2 separate regions of the Homo sapiens genome follow, and region 2 is linked to region 1. Evidence: chromatin contacts called from ENCODE Hi-C data. All regions are on one chromosome and are shown on one strand. The core of a region is the stretch at or near the end of the contact, and the rest is flanking DNA. Distances in the headings are between cores, read along the strand shown. Region 1 overlaps RASA2 (RAS p21 protein activator 2). Region 2 overlaps GRK7 (G protein-coupled receptor kinase 7).

Region 1 (2,700 bases), core at 19-2,518:
AGAAATAAACATGTAAATCTATGCAGTGGAGATTTAGATTTTTGGTAATTAAACAGGACTCCAGAACAAAGTTTATATGCTTAAGAAATTTTTAAATCTCATGTTTACAGTATTACCTCAGGTAAATAAAAAGTGAAAATACTGATATATTTAACAAGTTATATTCCAATAAAAGTTCCTACGCCTTTCACTATACTGCATTCTTGGTTTCTTTTTCTGTTTTTACTGTTAATGCTTATCCAGTTCACCTGCCATTTAATATTTTCTAATTATATGCTTTCAGTTTCATTGCTACTGAAATCTATCTTAGATGCTGTTTCTAAATTAAATGGAATTTCTCTTGTAGCCTTCTTTCTTAGAGAAGAGCCTCTTCAAATTTCTGTGCAATTTAAAAATATCTGCAAAATTAACCTATTTTAATAAATCAGGAAAGTAGATTTTGTTTAAATAAAAAACCTATCAAAATGAAACCTGTAACTAATGAAAAAAAACTTATGGAAATTTACAAACACACACAGTAGCAGATGAAAAAATATAATAAATCCCCTTTGTACTCATCACCAAGCTTCAATAATTAACAACATTTTATTACTCTTGTAGAACATCTTTTAACAACAACAAAAAATAGGATTATTAGCCTCACTTGAAAGACTGAAATGGCCAAGAAAAATGCTGAGTAAATTTAAGTATCAGTTATAAGAAAATACAGCCTAGTGAAATTGGTTTATTTTATCTTTTCTTCATTTTAATAAAAATTAAAAAAATGGAATAAAGCTTTCAGAAGAATGAACACTTACTGGATGATGAGGTCGCAAATGAAAAGTATGAGGTGATACTACGGCTACAGCAAAGAAACGAAGAAATACAAAGCTGCTCACTGCAGAATACTGAACATGAGGGTCATCTGCAGGAAAAAAATGGTGAAATGTCATGCACAAAAACAATTAAAAAACAAAGATGATAAATTAAAAAATATAGAAAAGACATGTAAACTAGGAGAGCAACATAATTTGTCTAGTAAGAACTGAGTTGATGAAATGATAGTGATATTTATGACTCAATTAAAAGAAAACCCCTATGATTAAAAAAATCCAAAAGAAATAAGAAATAATATGAAAAAAGACAAAGCTGCTAGGTTTTCAGAAATATTTTAATTTGAAAAATACCTCTTTCCTCACCTGCAAGAAGAGACTGCTAAAATTACAACAGAAATAAAAGTAGTATCTAGCACTACCTAGTGGTAACACTGAATCCCTTAAGAGTATGATACAAGGCTACTTTCAGTTTTAGGTTCTTGTTTCAATATCCCCCCCAAAAATCTTGATAATATCAAAAGTTATGCAACAAAAACAATTAGGCAGAAATGTTTACTTTAAAAAGCTATCAACAGTCCATAAATAAAAATGCAGATGAACTGAAGACTACTGGTGGCTTTGATCATTCACCTACAACTTTCGTTTCAGACTGGAGTCAACAATTTACCCAACAATCAGACAGATGGTGGTGAAGCAGATGGTGAGGGAAAGAATCTTTAGGTTTGGTTCGAGTTTTAACTCTTCTAAGTCATTCAGTAGGTAACCATTAACAAGTCGTTTAATTTGTCATTCTTTAGTAATATCTGCTTTCTACCTGCTGTCTGCTCTGCCCTCCTTCCCCCATTCTTCTAGGGTAGTAAGAACAACAAAAACGAGAGAATATGAAACACTTATGGCAACAAAACTGTCACTACTATAGTCTACTGAGGATATGATAACCATATTAATAGTTAAGTCAACAAAAACATAACTAAAGAGATACATCTGCATGTATATAAAAACATAAAGTGTTGGCCGGGCGCGGTGGCCCACGCCCGTAATTCCAGCACTTTGGGAGGCCGAGGCAGGTGGATCATCTGAGGTCAGGAGTTTGAGACCAGCCTGACCAACATGGAGAAACCCCATCTATACTAAAAATACAAAATTAGCCAGGCGTGGAGGCACATGTCTGTAATCCCAGCAACTCGGGAGGCTGGAAACCTGGGAGGCGGAGTTGCAGTGAGCCGAGATTGTGCCATTGCACTCCAGTCTGGGCAACAAGAGTGAAACTCAGTCTCAAAAACAAAAACAAAAACAAAACCCAAAAAAACCCCATAAAGTGTTTAAGATCATTTATATAAACAAGAATTAAACTGCTAAAACAGATTTAAGGCCAAGATCACCAGTTAGTATAGAGTATAGTGAATGGCAGCATGTAGTTTGGAGTAGACTAGGCCCAGGTTTGAGGCCCTGCTTGCCTGTTGGCCACGCCACAGACCTTGGTAAAGTTACTCAGCTTCTCTAAACCTTAGTTTCTCACCTAATGGGAGTAGTACCTACCTCATGTGGTTTTGTGAAGATGAGAACAGGAGACAATGGAGGCTAACACACTAACACTGTGTGTGTTACTAAGTAGTCAATGTGGTTATCATGATTTAACTATTTAAAAATATAATTTCAATGAGCATTTCACCTTTCCGTGTGCCTCTGGCTCCCCTTATTTTTGTTATGAAGATTAGATTTAGTTACTTATTTGCAACTATAATTAGCAAAGACATTTAGATCTAAATTTATCTACATGTTAGACAACTCAGCCCCACTAATTTAGTAATGGGTCAATTTAGTAGAAGTGCAGTTAACTGCACACATGTGTGTACAGGGTGAGCACATGCTTAAAAGAACATAA
Region 2 (2,700 bases), core at 109-2,608, 220 kb before region 1:
TTTACAGCACTGTAGACCCCCTGGTGTAGTGGAAAGAGCATGAGACAGCGTGCAGGAAGGCCTTAGATTCATTCCAAATAATTTTCAGGACTAAATTCACCTCTTGGTCCTAAAGACAGAAAATGTCAGCCATGGAGCTTTGAAGGGCACCACCTCCTTGAAGAGCGGAGGTATTTCACTGAGGAGAATGGAATTAGAGGCGCACGCCAGACTTTAAGCACCCACATTCCATTGCAGCCTCCAGCTGAAAAAATTAATTGCCTGCCCTTTATGCCATTTGTCTTCTGCATGTGAACTGCCTCCTCAGAGTAGGGTGGGAGGAGAGAACGCGCCAAGCAGCGTGGAGCAGGTCCAACCACGCTGACCTCTTACAGCTGGGTTTAACTCCTGCAGTTACACAGGGCCCTGCGCCTCTGTCTCAGCAGCATCAGAACCGTCTCCTTCAGTGCATGTGACCAGAACCGCCATGCCCAGGGCTGTAGGGATTGCCCGAGTATCAGCACCTCTTAGTGGAGGGGTGTGTGGGTGTGTGTGTGTGTATGTGTTTTATCCTTTTCTGGGTTTTACCTTATTTTACTTTGGGTTTTATGGTGCCCTTTCCAGACCCACACAGTCAACACCTGGTCAGGCAAAAACCAAGTATACCCAGCATTGGGCGACATCGAACAACAGACCTCACGGGGTTTAGCACGCCTGGCAGTGCCAGTGCCCCTCCCCCATCCCCTCAGGGGCAGCGGGAAGTCCTTCTAGTACAGTAATCTCAAGCTTAGTCCCATCAGGGCCACCTGTCACCAACAGGTGTCCAGACATTGGGGAAGGTAGACACCTTAAGGTGTGATTAAGATCCCAAGCCCGTCCAGATACCCCCTACATTGTTCTTGCTGTTGGGTGCTGGCCTCTTCCATTGACCCTGTAGCTGTCACTCTGAACCGAACTGGCAGGGCCCAGGCTGGCCCTGGACAGAGTCCCAGTGTGGCTCTGGACAACCAGGAACCAGACTGTGACCTTCGCAGTGCAGAGAACATGGAGGGGCTTCTGGTGGAGCTGAGAGGGCACAGTTCACCTCTTAACAGTTTTACAAGTCCATGAAAAAGTATGAGTGTGCGCAGGTCCTTCAAGGTCAAGGACACGAGCAACCCTCCACCTCCCATTAAATCTGAAAACTTGGCAACCTCCAATTCCACTATCAAAAGAAACGGCCGTGTCTTCCCTTGGGGTGGCCGGGCCAGGCTGGATTAGCGACGCAGACGGGGAGAAAGGAGCCGGAGAGGAAGCTCCGCGATCCCGGCGCGGCCCAGCAAAAGCACACTGGCACGCCGAGCCAGAAATCGCCCGCGGATGCCTCTTCCCCCAGCTCATCACAAACCAGATCCAGTCGACAGCACAATCCAAACAGAAGAGGGAATCAGAATGTACATGTTTTGTTTGCCGTGGCAGGAGAACTGTTGAGCAGAGGAAAAAAACAAGCTGAGCTTAGCGCTATCAGCTGTTTCCTGGGGCTCTCTCCTTCCTTCCTCCGAGGGGGGCCTGGCCGCTTTGTTCTCGTTCCCAGCTGCTCCTCTGCGCCTTTAAGCAGTGGCCTTTGCAGACCTCGGAGGAATGCGGCCCTGGGACCCCAGGGGACTTAGCTCGAGGCTCCGCCCGCCCCGCATGCTCGGCCCCAGGCCGCAGAATCAGGAGCGCCGCAGTGTCGCGCGGAGGCCGCTCCTGCCCCTGGCTTCTCAGGGCTCGCTTTCTGCCGCCACTTCCTGGGCGGGGAGGGCGCATCCCATCAGAGGCGGCTTCCTGCTCTCCCTGACACCCCTGGAAGGACACCCATTTCACAGAGCCCACACAGGGAGCCCAAAAGAGGGGTCGTCACAATAACACTTTTTGCAGGCATAGAGTCTGGGGTGAAATGGCTCCCACACTGGCGTTGGTTTGCTGTAGTTCAGATCCCAGCTCTACCAGTTATAAGCCGGTCACCCACAGCCGCTTACTCAACCCCTCTGAGCCTCAACAGTTCTTGCCTTATGGGACTGTGACGAAGATTAAAACGATAAAACAGATTGGGTGTCGACCCAAAACCTGGCGCACAGCAGGCCTGCTACCACAGTATGTATTAGCGGCTGTTGTTACCATGCCTGGGTTCTGGTTGTCTCAGGCAGGACAGCTACACAAGACTCCATCAGACTGAAAGGCAGGGCCTGGCACATGGTCAGAGATCAATAGTTCCCGTTCTTTCACTTGAGCGTGTTCTTCAGTGGTTTCATGTGCTATGAATCTCTCTGGCAGCAGGCTGAGGCATACTTTCCACGGTGCCTCTAAGATGCTCAGAAGAAAACCACAAATGAAACCCCACACAGCTGTGAGGAAGCAAGACAACTGTGAGTGTCTGCTTGGCTCAACCCAGATGCAAGCTGCTCACCCACTGCCCACTGCTGCAGCCTTGGGGTCCCGCTGGCTCCCTGTGCCTCGCAGAGAACAAAGCACAGCTGCAGAGGTCACCTGAGCAACTACAGTGCCTGTCAGGTGAGGCAGAAACAATTGCAACAGCGGGGATTGTGACTGAAGGTCTGGAGCTTCTTGTACAATCATTTCTTGAGTGCCTACCAAGTGGCTGACCCTCGGCTAGGCATTTATCTACTTTGTTTCTTAATCTTCTCATCAACGCTAAAGGCAGGCAGTATTAAGCAGGCTCAGAGAAGCAGTCTGACTTGT

The links. Hi-C counts contacts between places; a loop is a spot of excess contacts on that map. Pooled maps may share reads with other maps.
Region 2: a loop to region 1 is called in a pooled map, with 4 times the contacts of the local background. The contact joins two enhancer-like sites. A Hi-C loop is called at or near these places in 5 of 37 single-sample maps with no recorded cell type and 6 of 50 pooled maps.

The regions. Positions count from the first base shown.
Region 1 is chr3:141,575,204-141,577,903 of GRCh38, reverse strand. It overlaps RASA2 (RAS p21 protein activator 2), which reads right to left. Exons shown (of 24, transcript NM_006506.5): 15 at 798-904. Among named protein-coding and RNA genes, the nearest start is that of RASA2-IT1, 51 kb to the right of the region's middle. Within about 2 kb of position 1,268, at least 2 of the 41 ENCODE cell types and tissues checked have a DNase peak (open chromatin) inside an H3K27ac peak, as active enhancers do.
Region 2 is chr3:141,796,294-141,798,993 of GRCh38, reverse strand. All of the region lies in intron 4 of GRK7 (G protein-coupled receptor kinase 7), which reads right to left. Among named protein-coding and RNA genes, the nearest start is that of GRK7, 34 kb to the right of the region's middle. RefSeq lists enhancers at 1,315-1,434, 2,105-2,164. Within about 2 kb of position 1,358, at least 32 of the 41 ENCODE cell types and tissues checked have a DNase peak (open chromatin) inside an H3K27ac peak, as active enhancers do.